Linked DNA regions of Homo sapiens: all the other regions are linked to region 2. A link is a loop called in an ENCODE intact Hi-C map of the cell type or tissue named here. Cell type or tissue: OCI-LY7. All regions are shown on one strand.

Region 1 (8,000 bases), 160 kb before region 2:
CCATTGGTCTATGTGTCTGCTTTGGTACCAGTACCATGCTGCTTTGGTTACTGTAGCCTTGCAGTATATTTTGAAGTCAGGTAGCATGCTGCCTCCAGCTTTGTTCTTTTTGCTTAGAATTGTCTTGGCTTTACGGGCTCTTTTTTGGTTCCATATAAAATTTAAAGTAGTTTTTTCTAATTCTGTGAAGAATGTCTGTGGTAGTTTGGTGGGAATATCATTGAATCTATAAATTACCTTGGGCAGTATGGCCATTTTTATAATACTGACTCTTCCTATCCACGAGCATGGAATGTTTTTCATTTGTTTGTGTCCTCTCTTATTTCCTTGAGCAGTGCTTTGTAGTTCTCCTTGAAGAAGTCCTTCACATCCCTTGTAGGCTGTATTCCTAGGTATTTTATTCTCTTCATAGCAATTGTGAATGGGAATTTATTCATGATTTTGTTCTCTGCTTGTCTGTTATTGGTGTATATGAATGCTTGTGATTTTTGCACATTGATTTTTGGGCTCATTAAGGAGTTTTTAGGCTGAGACAATGGGGTTTTCTAAATATAGAATCATGTTGTCTGCAAACAGAGACAATTTTATTTCCTCTATTCCTATTTGAATATCCTTTATTTCTTTCTCTTGCCTGATTGCCCTGGCCAAAACTTCCAATACTTAGTTGAATAGGAGTGGTGAGAGAGGAAATACTTGTCTTGTGCCGGTTTTCAAAGTGAATGCTTCCAGCTTTTGCCCATTCAGTATGATATTGGCTGTGGGTTTGTCATAAATAACTCTTATTATTTTGAGACACATCCATCAATACCTAGTTTATTGAGAGTTTTTAACATGAAGGGATGTTGAATTTTATCAAAGGCCTTTTCTGCATCTATTGAGATAATCATATGATTTTTGTCATTGGTTCTGTTTATGTGACGGATTACATTTATTGATTTGTATATGTTGAACTAGCCTTGTATCCCAGGGATGAAGCCAACTTGATTGTGATGGATAAGCTTTTTGATGTGCTGCTGGATTCAGTTTGCCAGTATGATATTGAGGATTTTTGCATTGATGTTCATCAGGGATATTGACCTGAGGTTTTCTTTTTTTGTTGTGTCTCTGCCAGATTTTGGTATCGGGATGATTCTGGCCTCAGAAAACACAAACCATAAAAATCCTAAAAGAAAACCTAAGCAATACCATTCAGAGCATAGGTATGGGCAAAGACTTCATGATGAAAATGCTAAAAGCAATTGCAACAAAAGCCAAAATTGACAAATGGGATCTAATTAAACTAAAGAGCTTCTGCACAGCAAAGTAAACTATCCTCAGAGTGAACAGGCAACCTACAGAATGGGAGACAATATTTGCAATCTACCCATCTGATAAAGGTCTAATATCCATAATCTAAAAGGAACTTAAACAAATTTACAAGAACGAAACAAACAATCCCATTCAAAAAGTGGGCAAAGGATATGAACAGACACTTCTCAAAAGAAGACATTATGTGGCCAACAAACATATGAAAAAAAGCTCAACATCACTTGTCATTAGAGAAATGCAAATCAAAACCACAATGAGATACCATCTCACACCATTCAGAATGGCGATTATTAAAAAGTCAAGAAACTATAGATGCTGGTGAGGCTGTGGAGATAGTGGAATGCTTTTACACTCTTGGTGGGAATGTAAATTTGTTCTACCATTGTAGAAGACAGTGTGGTGATTCCTCAAGGATCTAGTACCAGAAATACCATTTGACCCAGCAATCCCATTACTGGGTATATACCCAAAGGAGCATAAATCATTCTACTATAAAGACACATGCAGACATATGTCTATTGCAGCACCATTCACAATAGCAAAGATATGGAACCAACCCAAATGCCCATCAATGATAGACTGGATAAAGAAAATGTGGTACATATACACCATGGAATACTATGCAGCCATAAAAAAGAATGAGATCATGTCCTTTTCAGGGACATGAATGAAGCTGGAAGCCATCATCCTCAGCAAACTAACACAGGAACAGAAAACCAAACACCGCATGCTCTCACTCATCAGTGGGAGTTAAACAATGAGAACACATGGACACAGGGAGGGGAACAACACACACTAGTGCCAGTCAGGGGATGGGGGGAAGGGGAGGGAGAGCATTAGGACAAATAGCTAATGCATGTGGGGCTTAAAACCTAGATAGTGGGTTGATAGGTGCAGCAATCCACCATGGCACACGTATACCTATGTAACAAACCTACATGTTCTGCACTTGTATCCTGGAACTTAAAAATAAATGAATAAAATTTTTTAAAAAATGAAAAGATAAGCCACAGACCAAAAGAAAATACTTAACAAAAGACATATCAGATAAAGGACTGTAATCCAAAATAGATAAATAACTCTTAAAGCTCAACAATAAGAAAATGAATTACCTGATTAAAAAATGGGCCAAAGATCTGAACAGATACCTTGTTAAGAAGATATACAAATGGAAAATAACCTTATTAAAATATGATCAATATCATATGTCATTAGGTAATTTCACATTAAAACATGCTATTACAGAAAAACCAATTACTATATGTTCTCACTTATAAGTGGGAGTTAAGTTATGAGTATACAAAGGCGCACAGAGTGATATAATGGACTTTGGAGACTCAGAAGGGGAAGAATAGGAGGGGTTTTGGAATAAAAAACTACATATTGGGTAAAGAGTGCACTACTTGGGTGATTGATGAGTGTAATAAAATCTCAGAATTCACCACTATATAAATTCATCCATGTGACCAAAAATCACTTGTACTCCAAAAGCTATTGAAATTTAAAATTTTCTTTGAAAACATTTACACACCAATTAGAAATGTCAAAATCCAAAATATGAACAACACCAAATGCTGATAAAGATGTGGAGCAATAGGACTTTCATTCTTTGCTGATTGAAATGCAAAATGGCACAGCCACTTGGAAAACATGTTGACAGTTTCTTAGAAAACTAAACACATTCTTACCATATAATCCAGTAATCCCACTTCTTGGTCTTTATCCAAATGAGTCGACAACTTATGTCCACACAAAAGCCTGCTCATGAATGTTTACAGCAGCTTTATTCATAATTGCCAAACCTTGGAAGAAACCAAGATGTCTTTCAGTAGGTGAATGGATAAACTGTGGTACATTCAGACAATGGAACATTCTTCATCACTAAAATGAAATGGGCTATCAAGCTATGAAAAGGCATGGAAGACCCTTAAAATGCGTAGTTTAAATAATTAAATAAATAAAAGATTTAAATAAAATACAAGATTTAAATAAAAAGTGTGCATATTAAAAATACATGAGCTGCAAAAAATATATTCTTGAGGCACAAAACTATAAAATATCACATAATCACTTTTTTAAATAATTATGGGGCCCTTTTCTTATAGATGTTTGTAATGTGTTTGCTTACATGCCTTTAATGGATATGTGCTCTGAATTTATATATTCATTGTCTAATTATTTTAAAAGTTAATATTAAATGCCTATACATTATAAATTAATAAATCAAGAACTTATTGCTTGTCAGCTAATGTGCTAGATACTGGAGAATAAAGATATTAGTAAAAGCTTCAACTGCCTCAAAGGATTTTATATTTACAATACAGGCTAAGCTCAAATATAGAGAAAAAGTGTATGATGGCAAGGCTTAGAAATCTCTAGAACTACATCTGATAGAACAGAAAGGGAACAAATTGACAAGACAAAGGTGGATATTAAGATACTTTTTCTGATTGAGCATTGGTAGTGGTAATTCAAACATGAAGTGATTTCTACATGTATTCTACATGCATTATATCATTAGAACCTCTTATCACACTTTAGTTGCAGCTTAGATTGTTAACCTTGTTTGAAAACGAAGAATAGAAACATAAGAAGAATCATATTATTCTCCAAAGTTACCTAGAGATAGTAAAATTCTGGGGCTAGGACTTAGAGGCCTCAAATCTGACTTCATGGAGCTGTTTCTCCACACAAGCTTTACCTAGACTAATGAGTAGTACAATCGGTTCTATACTCTCTTAAAACCTTAGTCCTTCAACAGCTGGAAACACACTGCTTTGCAAATCACTTAAATATCTAGTTAAATTAGTTTTTTTTTTCTTTTTATGCAAACAATGACCCCTGAAAGGAAAAAAAAAAACACCCTGGTACTTCTATGGGATCAAAAAATAGATATTATATAATAAAATACAACAGATGATATAATTTCTGTGATTTCACATCATACAAAGTTGAAACATATATGAAAAATATATTAAAACCATGTGATTGAACATTCACATAAAGTACAAAAGACCAAAGTTTAGAAAATAAACTGCAAAATCCTCTGTTTCTGCTCATATATCTAAGCCTTTTCTCTTGGTCATAAACACTACATAGATAGAGAAAGCAGCTTTGCTCTTAATAATACCTGAGCATTGAAGACCGTTTTCCCCAAAATAGCTTCTACCATACACGCATTCATTCTTTCACTCATTCACTCACTCAATATCAATTTAATACCTAGAATGTTTCAGATATTGAAAGAACAATAACTTAAGATCAATGATTTATAATTGAGAAAGGAAATGTCAAATATCGGTGATGGAGGTTATTCTTACCTAATTTCTATTTTTTAATTTATATACCATTAATACTTTATGAAACACATGAAATAGAAGAGTCTATAACTTTTATTTGTGTATTTCTAACATCTGTCAGTTTCTGGCCCACTTGTTTGTCTAATAAGTGTTTGACTAATGATCAAATGGAAAATAGAATCTGGTGAAGGTGTCCAAACGCAGAAAGGAAGGTGTTTACAGGGAGGACAATATGAGAGCCCAGCACTTTACCTCCTGACCACACAGTAGCAGGTGTTTCCTTAAGGCCTCACACCACCACTAGAGAGCAACAGTTCACAAGCGAACTGAAGGTCTACGTGCAAGAGCCCTTGCAGGAATGCAGAAGAACAGGAAGGCTGTGAGGTGTAGGCCTTGTGTCAGAAATTGGTCTGAGGAGCTCATTTACTCCAAGGCAGTTATTTGAAACACAAAATCAAGTGATGTGCTTTAATTCGCTGGCCCTGTGCCCTCTATTATTTAACCCGATTCTTTCTTCGAGTCATACAAAACAATTACTCTAATTATTTTTTTAAAATATTTTTAAGCATCTGTCCTGATCTGGTCATTGTGCTCAGTATTGCCACACTGCCTATTATTATGTGCCTGCATTCACCATCTGTTATACAGCAGGAATAATGAATAGTTTCATCTTTTAAATTTTAGTTTTTAGGATTATCTCCCCCTCCAAAAACATTGAAATGATTACAATTATATAAATTAAAGTAATTTTGATTTAGGATATCCCCCTACTATTAAATACCAAATAAGACAACTGAATATGCATTTCAAGTTTATGAATGCAAATAAACATATATGTTAATGATTAGGAACCCTCTTGTATTAGAGTCAATTGCCCTCAAGCTGGTAAAGAAATTAGAGTTTCTTTTTCCCAGCTTTATTATATAAAAAGTTTATATGCCACAAATAGGCTAATTTGATTGCTTTATAAACATATTGCCTCTTTAAAATACAAAGTAAAATAACTTGCAAAAGGAACTTGAAATCTGTCAATGTCAATCTGTTCTAGCACAATCTATCCCAAATCTTCAATAGGCCTGAAAACTCCAACATTACTGTAAATTCATTTATTTTCTTTCTTTCTTTAAGGAATAAAAAAGAGAGTTAGTAACTTACTCTGTTAGGCATTGCGCCAAAGTAAGTTCCACTAAAATTTGTGTAAACGTTCAATGTGGTGTTTATTTTTTTTTTCTGAGAATTCCTTGTCCTAAATGATGCTTACTTCCTGTTTAACATTTACGAAGAAAACAATATGCAACACATACTTTAGCTGAAGTTATAATGGAGTTATCATTACAGTTCATTACAGCCAGTCCTTGTTACCCAAGATTAGATGCATAAAAGGCTGATCGCCGGCCCCTGCCTTTTGAAAGCTACCTAATTGTAAACGACAGCATGTATTAGATTGGTGCAAAAGTCATTGCAGTTTTTGCCATAATTTCAACAGCAAAATGAATATGCCTGCTCCCCCCAAAAATGTGGTTGGAATACTCGTAAAAAAGAAGAAAAAAAATTATTCACAGAGGTCTAAAATCCTGAAACCAGCTCAAAGAGTATCTGAATGTTTATATTGTTTTGAATTGAATAAAATGAGCAGTGAAAAAAAACAGACAGAAGTATGTCTGTTTCCAATTTATTCTGTGTCCTGGAAATAAATTTTTTCTCATTTTTTCTTTAAAATGAAATTCACACACACACACACACTTATGGGAAGAAATTAACAAAAGATCTCTAACCAGAGAGTATAAAATTTCAGGCAGTCTCATGAAAATAATTCACCATAAATCCTCCACTATCAAATGATTACATAGGAAACTGCATATTATAGTTACAATTATGAGTACTTTAAAGAAAACACCTAAGAAAGTTAATATGAAACACAAAACAACCCTTATGTGTAATTCACATGAAGAGATTGATAGTGGTAGAGTCAGCGGCAGCATTAGAAGTGGTAAAGATGGTGATGTTGATATCACTAGTATTATCGATACTACTTCTCTAGCAACCAAAGGAAGGAAGTGTATAAAGGAAAAGTAAAGATCAATTACGTCAAATTTTTCTGAGAAGCCCGGTAAGAAGAAAACCGAAAATTAAATATATAATATAGCAACATATCAGTAATTATTTAATACCTTGACAAAATCAGAACAAAAATTATTCTGAGAGTTATCCAGAAGAATAATTACAGCAGAAAAGCCAAGATGGTTTTTCCTCCTAAAGGAAGAAAATGGTGGGGTCTTTAAATGACAGATATTAAATAATGACAATCAAAACAACAATGGTAGTGTCTTCCCAGACAAATTCAATCACCATTCAGATCTCAGCTCAATTTTTAATTTGTGGATAATCAGAAGGGATGTGGACTGACACTGTCAATCATGTGGTTCTTCCTAAAACCCATGTAAAAGCCAATGCGTTCGTCCTCACAGTATTCCAGTGGTTGACATACTCCCCCTCCTTGATTTCCACCATTCTCCTGTAGAAAATATATGAAAAGTGTTGAGGATGTAAACTTAAATCATGATAAATGTTTGGTGGTTAACTGATGCAACAAGAGGAATCAATACAAGACACGCTATTTGAAAAAGTTCTATTTCTCAGGCTAGACCTCCTGGCCAGGATGCTGCCAATATCACCTGCCCAGAAAAAAAGAGCTGGAGATTTTTCAGCGAGCTCAGGCTGAGTATATATTGGACCACTGGAAATGAAATTTTGAGAGGTACAGAGTCACGGTACCTTTCAAAGCAGGGTAAAACCAAAGAGAATATATGGTACACGAAGGTAAGAAGGCTTCTGCTTCTTACTTCTTGGACTTGCTATCTGCATATCACGTCTGCAGTGCCTTTTTCTCTCAGGAGCACTACCATACTTACAAATGAGAAATCTAGAAGAAATCTGGATTATTCAGAGAAGTCCTCTCTGATCACATCTTTTAATATAATCATCCTCGATCTACCCACTCTCGCTCACTATCATATGTACACATCGATGTCTGTATTAATTAAACAAATACTTATTGAACATCTGCTATCACCTGGCAATGTTCTCGGCACTAGGTATATAGCAATTAGTACAAGAAAACTGATGCCCTTATGCTGCTTACATTCAAATGAAGGGAGATAGGCAGCAAACAGAACAATCTTATACTAATAATTCGGCTGGAGGAAAAGTGCCTTGAAGAAACAAAGCAGGGTCCAGGCATAAATATGGGGGTCCAGGGAGTTCTTTACCATTGCTTCAAGACAGAAGCAGAAAGATCACAATTAAAACACTGTTAACGATAGCAGGCAATTGTTGGTGTTAGCGTGAAATGTGAAATACAGTGGTCGCAGTGGACGTATGATTCTGTGTGCA
Region 2 (8,000 bases):
TTTTACCAAGGCTTTGACTGGAAGGGTATGCTTCTCTTTAAGGAGTCAAGCTCAACTTGCAGAGCCAATAAAAGTCCCTTGGGGAAGGCCGGGCGTGGTGGCTCACACCTGTAATCCCAGCACTCTGGGAGGCCAAGGCGGGCGGATCACCTGAGGTTGGGAGTTTGAGACCAGCCTGACAAACATGGAGAAACCCCATCTCCACTAAAAATACAAAATTGGCCATGTATGGTGACACATGCCTGTAGTCCCAGCTACTCGGGAGACTGAGGCAAGAGAATTGCTTGAAGCCGGGAGGCAGCGGTTGCGGTGAGCCAAGATTGTGCCATTGCACTCCAGCCTGGACAACAAGAGTGAGACTCTCTCAAAAAAAAAAAAAAAAAAAAAAAAAAAAAAAAGTCCCTTGAGGAAACTGGTCTCAGAGCCTTGTCTATGCAGTTCCTGTACAGGGTTCATGACCTGTGATCAGTAAAGAATGTCACTTTCTAACAGGCCCAGGAGCTCCAAGTTTATCTTGGAACCTTAAGACAAGAGGATTACCCAACTCACAGGTATTTGAGGATACAAATACATGTCTGGGCGTGGCTTTAAAAGATCTTATTTGAGATTACTTGTGGAACAGCATTCCATCAAAGCCAATCAAAAGGCCTATGTAGAAATAATTATTTTTGCTGCACTTTATGCAAATAATCAGGCCAAGTATAAGACTAAATTCAATTTTGCAAACAACTGAGTCCTATCATGATTTGTGTTTTTAACAAAAATGAGGACTGGAGAGAGAGAAATTATGTTTCAAAATTTATCATACATTTGTCTTAAAATTCTAAACTCATTAGTTGTTTTTCAGTTTTTGCCTACATTTTCAGACTAACCCTGCTTGTTCCTGTGAACCAACCAGTGATCTCTGTGTGCAGCTCAGAAAGAACAAACAGGATGGGTAATGTAGAAATCTGGATCAATATTCTAGTTCTGAGCAATTATCCTGCAAATCCTACCAGGTGATGGGAATAAATAGGTTGCCCATCACTCAGAGGGTTTTTCTGGGGGGGAGGTGGGGGAAAGTAAGACCAAGGGAGCTAACCAAAGCCAAGCAACATGCACCCAAATCCTAGGAAGCATAACTATAGCCACCAGTTATCTAGGCATGTCACTGGACATCCTTTTCTCTCCCTTGTTGGAAGAGGACTCAATTCCACAGCTTCACTTTAGCATTTGGTTTATGATAAGGAGTCCATGCAACCCACTCCAAGATGCATTTTTGTCCCAAACTTAATTCCAAGTTTTGAGTCAAAGGCCTAGGAAAGAAAACTGGATCTGAGGGATCCAGAGGCAGATGATAACGGAAGTCAAAAGACATAGTGCAGGTGAGTGTGGCTGATTCCTGCCAATTAAGCCAAGCTTCCAGTTTCATGGATAAAGGCTACGCTAGTATCCATGGCATAAATGAGGTCTAGGGAATCCAAAGGCTACTGACAGAAGGGGAGATAGGGCATACATGGGTGAGAATGGATACTCCCACCTCTTAGGCCCTCACTGTTAACATGGGCGAAAGCCACTTTAACACCCATGGCCACTGGTCACAGTCACCAAGACTCAGGGATAAAAGGATGGAGGAAAGAAAGAGGAACACCTCACTTTTCCTCCCTCATGTATCCTGTGTATTTGCTAGGAAGAGAAAGGAATCAGAGGCACTGGCTCCCCTCTTTCTAGATGAGTAGCCATTCATCTTCAGTCTGTACCCCTTTCAAATGCATCTTGAATCCCTGGGACTCCTTGAAAAAACACCTTCCTTTTTCCTCCTCTGTCATCTCTTTAATGATAAGTAATTGTGTCTCCGTACTATGGAACACTCCCCTCAGATGCATCCTCCAAACTGGGAAGAGTTAATTTCCCAAACCTTAGACTGGTTGGCTTCAGACTGGGCTCAGGAGAAGGAGGCCCAGAACTATGACATGCCTGCACAAAAGTAAGTTTCCTTACCAGTCCAGCTTTTGTCCCCCACCCCCTCCATCTCCCTGTGTGAACTGGTAAAAGGCCTCAGGATTTTTGAGCTGTCTTCACCCACCCCCTTGTTTGGTTTTGATACATGTTTTCTATTAACCTGGTTTGTTTCTTCTCTCCTTCAGGCAATCAAACTCCAAATAGTCATGCAACTGGAGCCTTGGACAATGGCGCCTTCTGCTAGGGACACTTAGAGAGGCCTTTGAGGGAGATCTGACTGCCATTTCCCCAAAACAGCGCCCCTGTCGGCAGGAGGCAGTTAGGATTGGTCTTCTTTATCCTTATCCTTATTCTAACGGCAGTTAGATGTACTTCAGAGTGGGGAATGAGACAGCCACCTCAAAAGGGGTCTCCTGAGAACCTCTGACCGTCCTGTGCACTGGGAGGATGGGGTGGAGCCGTGGGACGTTAGCACTGTTTACAAGGGGGAGTAGCCTAGCCTCTCCTGTTCCTGGGTGATAACCAAGGATTCAATCTGCAAGGTGGGAAACTTCGTAGCAGGACTGTCACTTTGCTGAGAGTCCCTTTTTCCCACTTTTTTTTCTTTTTCACCCAATAAACTCTGCCCTACTCACCCTACAATGAGTCCTCATGCCTAAATTATCTTAGTCATGTGACAAGAACCTGGATTTTCCTACAACATAGAGATCTTTCACTTCCTTGGTTAAATTTATTCCTAGGTTTTTTTGTGTGTGTAGCTATTGCAAATGGGATTGCCTTCTTGATTTTGTTTTCAGCTAGTTCATTGTGTGTGTATAGAAATATTACAGATTTTTTCTGTCTTAACTTTGTGTCTTGAAAATTTACTAAGTTCTTGTATCCTTTCTGAGAGTTTTTTGGTGGACTTTCCAGTTTTCTATATATAAGATTATGTCATCGGAAAACAGGAACAATTTGACTTCCTCCTTTCTAATTTAGATTTTCTGTATTTTTCCCTCTTGTCTAATTGCTTGGGCTGGGCTTCTAGTACTATGCTGAATAAGAGTGATGAGAGTAGCCATCCATGTTTTGTTCCAGATCTTTGGGAAAAAGCTTTCAGCTGTCATAACCAAAATAGATCTGAGGAATGAGCATTCCTTACCTTGGGAACAGCAGGAGCAAAGGGCCTAAGGAAGGGGAACCTGGCATGTGCTAGGAATGGAAAGAAGTTCTTGTGGATCTAATATGATCAACATGGCAGTGGAGGCAGAAGTGGAGAAGGATGAGTGGTGAAGGTTGAGGCTGAGGACATGTAAAGATGCTAGATTGTATTGGACCTTGTTAAACAGCGAGAAGGATTTGGGTATCATTTTTTTCTCTAACTGCAAAAAGGAGCTATTGAAGGACTTCAAGCAGAGAAAAGATACTTTTGCATTTTTATATTTTAGAAGATACCTCTGACTGCTAGGTGGAACAGGTTTGCAGAAGGGTAACTGTGGAAGCGACAACTAGATCTGTTAATCTACACATCTGTACCTGTGTAAATACAGAAGTGAAGTGAGCCAAGAATAAAATCTTAATTTTGCATTTAGAGGAAAACACAGGAAAAGTCAGCAAATGAGAAACTGTGGCCCTTGAAGTGGGAAGAACAGTAGAATAATGTGTTTTAGGAAGATATAAGGGAAAGACATTGGACAGGGGCTACTTTGTTTATAGGATTACTTTTCAGTGGTTTCAATTGTAGAGGAAAAATACCCATATTCCTCAATTGCACTTATTATTTTCTAATAATGAGTCATAAAGAATGCTAGTAGTATGCAAGTAGCTAATACAATAACCTTATTGTATTTGAATCTCTGTAGGCTATTCTCAAAGAAAAATTGCATTGGACAAAGTTAAATAGGCAAGGAAGACTTTATTCAAAATTGTTGCAATAGGTGTCAAGCCTGTTCCAATAAGAAAGAGAGACTGTATTCAAATCTGTTGAACAAAAAGCAGGAGAGATTGTAAAGGCTGGAGTATGCTAGTGAAAAAGTTCTGGAGAATATTAGTGGGGAAGGTGGGTCAACATGATTAGGCCATCTGTATTTGCTAACTGGCACATATGGAAGTTAGAGTACTACCCTCCCACAGAGATGGGAAGATAAGGGAACTATTTTTCTTGATGATTATTTTTCAAAGAAATGGCTCCCAGGTCTTTGAGAAAGATATTCCTGGGTTGCAAAACCGATAAAAGGCTAGAGAAAAATTTAAATCTCAAATAAGAAGACAGAAAGAATTTATAGTGGGAAGTTTTCTAAAGTAAACAATCTAAGAAAAGAGAAGTAAAGGAGTGATACGTCAGGGAGAAATCTGTCTAAAGTTTAGTCAAGTTGAGGGGAACATCAAGGCAGTCCCGTTCATCCTATACATGTATAAAATCTTGTTCAGAGGTACCTTGACATTAACTCACCCTCAAAATTCTTGCAAAACTCATAACAGAATATTTTATTTACGTTTGCAAAGTCTAAGCAATATGGATAACATTTTGTGTTGAAAGCAGCTAAAAGGCTTTTAGCAAAGCAACACAATAAACACTGGTTTAATCTGCTTGAATTTAGCCAGACCACTCAACTAAGAGCAGAGCTACCTTTTTAAGAATTAAGCCCAGCCTTAGGCAAAACTGTGAAGTAGACACGATTTTGCTTTAGTTCTTCACCTCCATGTGTCCTGGTATAACAGCCCCCAATGATACTGTAGATTTTGAAAGAAGCCTGAATTTGGGAGTTGAGAAACAGTTCAGTCTTCCTGTTTACTCATCTACAAAGTAAAGAAAAGAATATCTACTTAGCAAATACAAGTATTGGTACCTCCAATGAAATAATGTGGATTTAAACATTTCATCAATTAGTTTCTGACTTCAGTACACAGGTGTAAGGACAGAAAAAGAAAGGCATTGCAGCGCCCTCTTCTGGGAACTGTTGGTAAACTAACTCAGATAGTTGAAATGGATTTTCTAGGTGAATACAAAAGTTTCACTCTAGGAATAACTGCTCCACTTTTTAAAATATACAGATACATTGAAGTGTGCAAACAAACATCAAATTCAAACTCTTGAAGAGAAACACCAATGTTCATCCTTTTCCTCAACCCCTATCCACACATCCATGCAGGCAGCCCAGGGGACCTCAGATTGAAAATCGGAAAATAACTTATCAAGAAGCCATGTCACTTATAGCATTAGCTCTAAAACTTTAATTCATCTATGTATTACCTGGAGATCTTTTAAAACTGCAGATTCATATTCACTGGGTCCAGGATTCTACATTTCTAACAATCTCCCAGGTGAGACCTACACTGATGGTGGCATGACTGAAATCACCTTTGAAAAATTATAACAGTGAGAATGTAACCACCCAACAGGTTCACCTTGCCCAAGGCCTAGACAGAGCCAATATATCAAGACAGGGAAATTGCAATAGAGAAAGAGTAACTCATGCAGAGGCAGCTGTGTGGGAGTCCAGAGTTTTATTCAAAACTCAAATCAGTCTCTTAGAGCATTCAGGGAGCAGTTTTTAAGAACAACTTGGTAGGTGGGGGGAATCCAGTGATACAGGACATAGAAATAAATTATTTAGGCAGATAGTAAGGACAACAGAGTCATAGGCAGAATTTTCCATTTTAACAAAAAGCAGCCCAAAAAATCATTTCTTTTCTAACAAAGAGCAGCCTGAGAAATCGAGCTGCAGACATACATGAGCAAGCTGGAAGCTTGCACAGATGAATGCCAGCAGCTGTGCCAATAGAAAAGGGCTACCTGAGGGCCAGGCATGTTCAACATGGAGGGTCCATCTTCTTTTCTTGTCATCACATGTACAGTAAAGGAACAGGCAACAAGGCACAGGCCAGGTAGAGAACCCATCTGCATAATAAAAGATTAGGGAGGACAGTTGGCATGAGGTTCTAAGATGGCCAAATAAGAACAGCTCCAGTCCACAGCTTCCAGTGTGAGCAATGCAGAAGATGGGCGATTTCTGCATTTCCAACTTAGGTAATGGGTTCATCTCACTGGGGCTTGTCGGACAGTGGGTACAGCCCACAGAGCAGGGCGGGGCATCACCTCACCCAGGAAGCGCAAGGGGTCAGGGAATTCCCTTTCCTAGCCAAGGGAAGCCGTGACAGATGGTACCTGGAAAATCGGGGCACTCCCACCTTAATACTGCACTTTTCCAATGGTCTAAGCAAATGGCACACCAGGAGATTATATCCCGCGCCTGGCTCGGAGGGTCCCATGCCCAAGGAGCCTCGCTCGCTGAGAGCACAGCAGTCTGAGATCGAACTGCAAGGCGGCAGTGAGGCTGGGGAAGGGGCGTACGCAATTGCTGAGGCTTGAGTAGATAAACAAAGCAGCCGGGAAGCTTGCACTGGGTGGAGCCCACCGCAGCTCAAGGAGGCCTGCCTGCCTCTGTCGACTCCACCTCTAAGGGCAGGGCATAGCTGAACAAAAGGCAGCAGAAACTTCTGCAGACTTCAAAGCTGTCTGACAGATTTGAAGACAGTAGTGGTTCTCCCAGCACAGAGTTTGAGATCTGAGAATGGACAGACTGCCTCCTCTAGTGGGTCTCTGATCCCCAAGTAGCCTAACTGGGAGACACCTCCAAGTAGGGGCCGACTGACACCTCATACAGCCAGGTGTCCCTCTGAGACGCAGCTTCCAGAGGAAGGATCAGGCAGCAACATTTGCTGTTCTGCAATATTTGCTGTTCAGCAGCCCCTGCTGGTGATACCCAGGCAAACAGGGTCTGGAGTGGACCTCCAGCAAACTCCAACAGACCTGCAGCTGAGGGTCATGACTGTTAGAAGGAAAACTAACAAACAGAAAGGACATCCACACCAAAACCCCATCTGTGTGTCCCCATCATCAAAGACCAAAGGTAGATAAAATCACAAAGATGGGGAGAAACAAGAGCAGAAAAGCCGAAAATTCTAAAAATCAGAGTGCCTCTTCTCCTCCAAAGGGATGCAGCTCCTCTCCAGCAATAGAACAAAGCTGGATGGAGAATTACTTTGACAAGTTGAGAGAAGAAGGCTTCAGACGATTGGTAATAACAAACTTCTCTAAGCTAAAGGAGGATGTTCGAACCCATTGCAGAGAAGCTAAAAACCTTGAAAAAAGATTAGATGAATGGCTAACTAGAATAAACAGTGTAAAGAAGACCTTAAATGACCCAATGGAGCTGAAAACCATACCACGAGAACTACATGATGCATGCACCAGCTTCAGTAGCCGATTTGATCAAGTGGAAGAAAGGGTGTCAGGGATTGAAGAGCAAATGAATGAAATGAAACAAAAAGAGAAGTTTAGAGAAAAAAGAGTAAAAAAAAATGAACAAAGCCTCCAAGAAATATGGGACTATGTGAAAAGACCAAATCTACGTCCGATTGGTATACCTGAAAGTGACGAGGAGAATGGAACCAAGTTGGAAAACACTCTTCAGGATATTATCCAGGAGAACTTCCCCAACATAGCAAGGCAGGCCAACATTCAAATTCAGGAAATACAGAGAATACCACTAAGATGCTCCTCGAGAAGAGCAACTCCAAGACACATAATTGTCAGATTCACCAAAGTTGAAATGGAGGAAAAAATGTAAGGGCAGCCAGAGAGAAAGGTCGGGTTACCCACAAAGGGAAGCCCATCAGGCTAACAGCGGATCTCTCAGCAGAAACTCTACAAGCCAGAAGACAGTGGGGGCCAATATTCAACGCTCTTAAAGAAAAGAATTTCATATCAACCCAGAATTTCAATTCCAGCGAAACTAAGCTTCATAAGTGAAGGAGAAATAAAATCCTTTACAGACAAACAAATGCTGAAAGATTTTGTCACCACCAGGCCTGTCTTACAAGAAGAGCTCCTAAAAGAAGCACTAACCATGGAAAGAAACAACCGGTACAAGCCACTGCAAAAACATGCCAAATTGTAAAGAACATCGATGCTAGGAAGAAACTGCATCAACTAACGAGCAAAATAACCAGCTAACATCATAATGACAGGATCAATTTCACACGTAACAATATTAACCTTAAACGTAAATGGGCTA
Region 3 (8,000 bases), 300 kb after region 2:
CATCTCCGTGACAACTCCTATGTTCAGGATCTGGAGGAGCACGGGGCTTGGGGACAGGGGCCTCACCAATTGCTGCTTCTCTTCAGCCTCCTGCTGCAGGGCTGAGGCGAGAGGTTGCAGCAGATGCTATGATGTCAGGTATCTCCTTGCTGGACTGATTCTCACAGTCCCAGGACAAGGGCAAGAAGGCTCTGGAGGTGGCTCTAACTGCAGCACTGTAACTGGAAGGTTCTCATCCCATGCTGACACTAACTCAACAGCTAGCACTGGAAATGCTCCTACTTCTGGATATGGATCAGAGCTGGGAAAAGAGATAGGATTACCATCATCGATCACTTTGCACTGGTCTTTCCAAACACCAAAGTGAACTCACTGAATTTAGGGGAATTCCAGCCCCAAAATCCCACACCTCAGAAAATCTTCCAGACTGCAGCCACCTCACTATCTGCCTCTACCTCTCCCTCTATCTGATGGGCTCCAGAGGCTTCATCCAGGCAAGAAAAATGTGCAGATGCTGCGGCAGCTTTGATCCAGGCCACTTGACCTACATGTAGGTCACCTTAGGCTTGAAGGATGGAAAGCTTGGGGGCTGAGAGAAATCTACAGAGTATTGATCTGGCCAAGTGGCCAAAATGAAAGAGAAGGTGCTGGGGGCAGGAAGTGGGCATCAGAGTCAGAGGCCTGGTCTTTCCTCCAGCACGGCTCATCCACAGCACCTGTGTGCTGCTGCCTGTCTAGAGGACAGCCCCATCCCAGTCCAAGCCCTTTGTGCTGTCCTGGCAGGGACAGACCTGGTCATAGAGCAGGACTTTACAGACAATTGTGGATCTCAGCTACCCACTGACATTCTCCTCCTGTAGGCCCAGGGCACACAGCTTCGTGTACCTGGGCACCAGGACTGTGGCTCCAGGCAGGCGTGTGAGCAGGTGGCTCGTCACTGCTTCAGGTCTGGGCCCCCTGGTGCTGGGGTTGGGAAAGGTGGATGTGGGAAGGAGGAGGACAAGCAGAGCTGGGAAGTGACTGTGCTGGGCATGGGTCTTTTGGGGGCCGGCTCTGACTCCAACTCCCCTCTCCTTTGACAAGGACGTGAGGCCCCATCTTCAGCTCACCTTGACTTCTTTCCTCTTGCAGAAGCCCCAGACCTCAGCCATCTTGGAGGAATTATGAGGTGTATGAGATCCAGAGTTCCGTCAGTCTCTCCCCAGCCACAGGCCGTATAATCCCCTCATCCTTTTGGGGTCCCAGGAAGTCCTTCTTCTGGACCCAGAGTCCACCCACTTTAGAGTTGGTCCTGGGATCTGTCATCCTGCTCAGAATCTGGGAGGAAGTGTTTATACCTAGAGGAGGCCAGGAGGGCATTGCATCTCCCACTCTGTGGGCGTGCCTTGCTTTCGATGTCTCCAGTGAGGATCTGACTCCCTGGATAGAATGGAGTTGAGGCCCAGGGGTTGGCATCTGCTTTGTTTGTTAAAATATGCTAGTCATCTATAAAAGTGCCTGCACAAAGTAAATGCTTAACATATGTGTGTTTAGTGAATGAACACCAACCAGAACCTTCCTAGATAACTGAGCGTGCCTGGGGCCTCTCTTCTAGCACGCAGGGACTTGTATTCATAGACTGTATAAAGAGCATTATCCCAGCAAATCCTCAAAAACACACCCTCATTTTAGAAATGAGCAAACACAGGCTTTTGGATGTAAGAAGGCAGCTCCAAAACTGCTCACGGGAACTACTGTGTGACTTTCCCTCTCAACTCCCCGAGGCTTGGTCTGCGCTGACACGGAGGAAAAGGACCTGGGGAGGCCTTGTTTCCTCCTCTGTTTTAGAGACAGTGACACAGCAAAAAACTAGAAGAACCCTTTGGACTTAAAGCCAATAACTGCTTCTTTGTTTAACATAAAGGCAGTCTTGAGAAACAGCTACCGCAATTGCAGACCCGGCAAAGGGCCCAATGCCAGGAGACTCATTGGGTGGGAGAAAGAGCCCATCACAGTGCCACGGATCTGAGCGATGACTCAGGGAGGAGAAAATCCAAGTGGGGACTATACAGCCGAAAGGTGACACACACATATCAGCAGGGAAGCTGGAAATGAAAGGATCAATGGAATTTTATTTGTCACGCAGACACCGGATTGACAAAATATTAGAAGACTTGACACCCAGGGGTGGCTGGATGCTGGGAAGCAGCTACATTCAGGACTGCTGGTGGCAATGTATCCACAACAGCCCTTTTGGAAAGTCATCTGACTAAGCCATGAAAATGTCATGTATGCATATTCCTCACCAAGTAACTCCTTTCCTGGGAGTCTGTCTTCTGCAAGGCATTAGTATATGTTACAGGATGAATTTTGTCTACTCTTCAAAGTTCATGTTCATGTCTAACACCAGTGCCTCAGAATGGAACTGTATTTGGACATGTGGTCCATAAAGAGGTGACACAGATTACGTTCATTAGGGCGGGCCCTAATGCAATATGACTAAAGTCCTTATAAGAGAGGCAGTAAGGACACAGTGAAGCACCAGGGAAGGCCCTGTGACCCAGAGAGAGCTGGAGACCATCAACTAGCCATGCAGAGAGGCCTCAGAGAAACCAATGCAGCCCACAGCTCCATGTCCAATTTCAAGCCTTCAGAATTGTGAGAAACTGCATTTCTGTTGTTAAAGCCCTTCAGTCTGTGGCACTGTATCATGGAAGTGCTAACAAACTGTCATGGCCTATTCTGAAAAGCATCAGATACCGCTACAAGATAGCTGATGTCGAAATAGAATTTTATCATGTGAGGCTCCGGCAGCATTGAGAGGCCTCCCTTATTGAAAGTTATGAAGACATATGAGGACACAGCTCCTCTCCGATGGTGCTATGGGGGTGAGGTCTCTGAGGTGACATATTGCAGACAGATGCATAGAGCAGCTGAAGGCTCTTTTTGTGTGACACCCCCACCCTTTGTAAAAAAGAACCTCCCCAGTAAGACTGACAGCTTGTAAGGTTTGGAGGCAGTCTGGCAGGACAGTGGAGCTGTCTGCTACAGGAGACACCTGGGGTAGGTTGTTAAAACAATAAAAACAGCAGCAACATGCAAAGATAATCATAGCGTTGTGTAAAGTGAAAACAACACAAAAGCACTTCCTCTGATCTTCCTAAAAGTAGATGAGCAGGGACTTTCCACCTAAACAAGTTGCCACTGGGTACTAATGGAGGCCAGATTCCTTTGGGAGGGGACTGTGGGTCACTCAAGTGGGAAAGCCGAAGGACAGAGCCCAGGGAGTCCCCATTTGTGCGTCTGAGTCATGGGCCACCCTGGACTTCTTGAGTCTCTGTCTGTGGAGACCCCTCTGTGCCTGCTCTCACCCTAGCCCAGCACTGGCCGTGGTTGATGGCATGTTGCACCTGCCCTTCGTTCAAGGAGATGGTGTTGTTGAACCCATCTCCTGCATGGAGCTCTGCAAAGAGAGTGCCTGGCATCAATGGCCTGCCTGGCTCTTTGAGGTTTATTTTATAAAGCTAGTAATCCCAATCATGAGAATTCCACCCTCAGGACCTCATTACCTCCCACCTCCTAATATCATTACATTGGGGGTTAGGATTTTGCCATATGAATTTTGGAGGGGGGAGATATTCAGTCTATTGCAACTGTTATGCTTTTATTATCCCCAAAGCTGCCATTTTTCTGCTGTTCACTCTCTTCTGTTTTTCCTCCCCCAATCTCTCAGTCTCTTGTTTCTCTCTCTCTCTCTCTCTCTCTCTCTCTGTCTCTCTCAGTCTCCATTGCATTCCTTAAACTGGGGAAGCGAGTTCTGCTGTTATGAGGTGCTCTATGTACAGGCTTACATGGCAGAGGCCAAGGGAGTGCCCAGGCCAAGAGACGGGGAGGAATTTACGCCCTCAGTCCACACTGAGTCCTGCCAATACCCACATGAGTGAGCTTGGAAGTTAATCCTTCCCCAGTCCAGTTTCAGTTGAGACCACAGTCCCAGCCTCAGGAGAGGCAGTGAGGCAGAGGCATCCAGCTAAGCTGTGCCCAGATTCTGCTGGACACAAATTGTCAGATATTAAGTATTTGTTGCTTAAAGTTGCGAAGTTTGGAGGCACAATGTTGTCAAAGACAAGCAGATCTCTACCCTCATTTCCCCCGACTCCTCCCTCCCTCTGCTCCTCTCCCCCCAGCCTCCCTGCAGCCACACTGTCCCCTTTCTAACCTCCTCTGCCAAACTCAGGTCCACCTGTGAGGCTGTGCCCCAGGGTGGCTTCTTTCTGACACCGCTGTCCCTGACTTGGGCAGCGTTGGTCCCCCATTGTCATTCTGGCCATGGCATAAATGTCACCTCAGTGAGGCATTTGGATTCTCCCCACACAGTGACTCCCCGGCCCTCCCTCCCGTCATCCTACCGTATTTTTATCACAGCACCTGCTCTTTTCTTTCATGTGGACTTGCTTTAGTGGTTCTGTGCAGGTCTCCTAAGACTGGGCTCCTGGGGTGGAGAGGGACTCCTTTGCCATTTTCAGCACCAATGCTGAGCCCACCAGGCCACCTGGCACAAGGTGAGTGCTCAGGGCAGAGTCGCTGAGTGAATAAGTCAGCACGGGGAGAAAGTGATTAAACCCCTTCCTGCTTCCGTTGTCCTCATAATGTGGGGATCATTGATACTAACAGGAGGTGCCTTTCTCAGGAGGCTATCCCGGAGCTCCACCTGCTCCAGCAAAGCTCCGTGGGCACCAGGGACATGGGAGGCTGCTGCCCCCTGGTGACCAGTACTAGCACTGCAGCCCCAGGCAGGAGCATCACAGAGAACAGGCACATGCATTTGGACTTTATTAAAACTAAGAACTTCATCAAAAGATGCCTTCAACAAAATAAAAAGGCAAGAACAGAGTGTGAAGAAACATTTACCATTTTTGTGACAAGAGCCTGACATGTAGGATGTGGGACTAACTCCCATCAATTAAGAAGAAAGGCGACACACTGGGGAGAATGGGTAAACAATCCGGACATTTCCCAAAGAGTGGCCAGACAGCCAACAGGTGTAGAGAAAGGTGCTGCACATTCTCCGTCATCAGGGAGATGCAGATTAAAACCACAATGTGATACCACTATGCAATGGATAACATTTTATTTGAAAAACAACATCGAGTGTTGCTGAGGGGGCTGAGCGACTGGGACTCTCATATGCCGCTGTGTGTGTAAACTGCTACAAACACCCTCAAAAGCCCTTTGATAATATTTTCTAAAGACGGACATATACATTCTATGGCCCCACAATTTGACTCAGGTATAGATCCGTTAGAAATGCCTGCATCTGTTCACCACGCAAAAGAACGTCCACAAATGGCCAGAACTATGACAGTTAAGGGAGGTAAATTCTCAATAGCGGAGCTGTGAGTTAATTTAGTTTCTCCTTAGACTATTTTTCTCTTTTCTACAATACATCATTATTTAGCACTTTTCCAAACTGGAAACAACTCGCATGTACATCAATAATAAAAAGAATACATGAAATATATATATACAAAAGTCCTAAAATATGATATTGCATATATAGACGCATATAATAAAAGCTATACAGAACTGAAAGTGAACTATAGCTGCCTTTAGAAATACACGTGAGACTTTCAAATATAATAAATTATCCTGACAGAGTTTATTCTGTACCATTTCATTTAATAAAATTTTAAACTAATATTAAAATTAAAATATTAAAATTCTCACTTCAGAAGTGAGAATATTTGTTATCACTGGAGACTCTTCTCCAGCGCAGTGGCCTGAGATGACAACATGAGGGAACTCCTAGAGGGCTGACGATGTTCTGTTTCTTATGGGTACTGGTTACTGGGTGCACTTGCTTTGGACAATTCATTGAGCCACGCACTTATTATTTCCATATTTTTAGGCATACGAAATGCTATGCTATGCTATGCTTCAACACACAAATTCACAGAATCAACCTAAATGCCCATAAATGGAAGACTGGATAAAGAAAATGTGGTGCAAATACACCATGAAATACTATGCAGCCATAGAAAAAGAATGAGATCATGTGCTTTGCAGGAACGTGGGTGGAGCTGGAGGCCATTATCCTTAGCAAACTAAGACAGGAACAGAAAACCAAATCCTGCATGTTCTCATAAGTGGGAGCTAAATGATGAGAACACATGGACATGAAGAGGGGATCAACAGACAATGAGGCCTAGCAAAGGGTGGAGGGTGGGAGGAGGGAAAGGAGCAGAAAAAATAACTATTTGGTCCTAGGCTTAGTACCTGGGTAATGAAATAGTCTGTACATCAAACCCCTGTGACATGAGTTTACCTATAAAATAAACCTGCACATCCACCCCTGAGCCTACAATAAAAGTTTTTTTAAAAAAACAAATTCAAGCAATTGGATCTGGACTTTCATTTTTCTGGTTAATCCCAAGGCCAGCAGGCATAGGGGTTGGTTCAAGACTCTGGCATCGTAGCATCTAGATTCCTGTCCTGGGTATCACCACTTCCTATCTCAGAGATCTTGGCCACGGTACTAACTCTCCAAGCTCCAGTTTCATTATCTGTAAAAGGAGTTAATTATGCTTCCCATTTCATAGTTATTCAGAGGATTAAATCCTCACAAGAAATACTAGCTCTTGCGGGACTTCATGTTGTTTTTTGTTCTATGAACTATGGAGAAGACAGATGATGACCTGTGGTAAAGGAAGGAGAAGCATGAGGTTCAACCCAAAGATGTTGTCAAGGTGAAATGTAGACAGGGCCTCTTGGCTTGAACCGATAAATACAATCTATAGTTGTAAATTTTGAGGCCATCCATTAATAAATCCTCCATTCCTCCCACCTTTGTCTATAATTTTGTTAATAACGCTCGATGACATCATCAATCAGAAGATAGCCCAGGGCAGGGTCTCCCCTGAAATTCTCCCTCCAGGTGACAGTGATCCATTAAGCAGCCTGCTATGTGGCAAGAAGGAAAACGGGTTTGGATGTGTGTTGCTGCCACAGCAGCAGCTAAGAGCCCCAGGGACTTGGCTGCTGGCAGCATCCTCTACCAGAGTTTTCCTTCGACAGTGAGAAGACTCCCGGAGTCCTTAGGAGCCAGGATCTGGCTGTCGGGAGACAGCATTCATTCATGCATTCATTCAGTCGTTCTTCATTCATTTGAAAAAACATATTGAAGTCTTCTACAGGCTAGATGTGCTATGTCCTTATAATAAAGGTCAATAGGACACAATGCCTGCCCTCAAGGAGCTTGCCTGTCTAATAGAGAGTAATATCACAGCCAGAAGGACTCTATGAAAGAATCCAGCCAGGTCATGCCACTCTTCTGCTCAATACTCTGCGATGGCTCCCATGCTCCTCAGAGTAAAGTTCAAGGTCCTTCCCACAGCCCCATAGGACCTGGCCACCCCATAGTTCTTGTCCACCCCCCGTCCTCTCCCCTGCAGCCGCACCGCCCTCATTTTCAAACACAGCAGCCAAGTGCGCGCCTGCCTCCAGAACCTTGCACTGTACTTGTCTTTTTTTGTCTAGATGCTCTTCCCCCAAACACCTACCCTCCCTTCCTTGCAAGCCTTTCCTCGGAAGACACCTTCTCAGGGAGGCTTTGTCAAGCCCCACCCCATCTAAAATTTCAACACTCCCCAGCACTTCATATCCTCTTCCTGATTTATTTCTTCTTCTCAGGACATCTTCCTCTCTAATATTCTCTACCCTACTTACTAATCTTGTTTAATTGCCATCTCTCCCACCAGCATGTAGGCCTCTGAGAGCAGTGGGGAGCTGTGGATTATTTTGATGTGGTTTTGTTTGTTGTACCTAGAACACTTAGATTAGTGACTAATACAGTATATAGAAACTGGGAAAAGGAAGGAAGGGAAGGGAAGGGGAGGGAAGGGAAGGGAAGAGGAGGGGAGGGCATGTTCTCCTTACAACTCGATCCGACTCCCCTAGAAGAGGGGGCAGGGAAGGAGGGCAAAGCTAGGAGAGTTGAAGAATATTAAGAAGAGAATAAGGTA

What was found. A loop is a pair of places that touch in the nucleus more often than their neighbours do. Peaks named below come from ENCODE experiments on the same cell type or tissue, not always from the same donor. Only the 100,000 strongest peaks of a DNase experiment are listed, where the experiment ranks them.
Region 1: a loop joins it to region 2, with 4 times the contacts of the local background. A loop is called at or near these places in 18 of 110 quality-filtered maps.
Region 3: a loop joins it to region 2, with 8 times the contacts of the local background. A loop is called at or near these places in 15 of 110 quality-filtered maps.

What each region holds. Positions count from the first base shown.
Region 1 is chr12:9,795,127-9,803,126 of GRCh38, reverse strand. It overlaps a transcript of KLRF1 not described here. Among named protein-coding and RNA genes, the nearest start is that of KLRF1, 28 kb to the left of the region's middle. RefSeq lists an enhancer at 4,974-5,073. In OCI-LY7, CTCF peaks have their summits at 4,691 and 4,897 (motif pointing right); a DNase peak (open chromatin) is centred at 4,926.
Region 2 is chr12:9,631,246-9,639,245 of GRCh38, reverse strand. It overlaps the pseudogene LOC374443. Among named protein-coding and RNA genes, the nearest start is that of KLRB1, 27 kb to the right of the region's middle. In OCI-LY7, CTCF peaks have their summits at 4,634 and 4,864 (motif pointing left); DNase peaks (open chromatin) are centred at 456 and 4,855; H3K27ac peaks cover 855 bases.
Region 3 is chr12:9,328,068-9,336,067 of GRCh38, reverse strand. It overlaps LOC105369649 (a long non-coding RNA gene), which reads left to right. Exons shown (of 3, transcript XR_007063205.1): 3 at 1,132-1,216. Among named protein-coding and RNA genes, the nearest start is that of LINC02367, 35 kb to the left of the region's middle. In OCI-LY7, CTCF peaks have their summits at 4,540 and 4,759 (motif pointing left); a DNase peak (open chromatin) is centred at 4,727.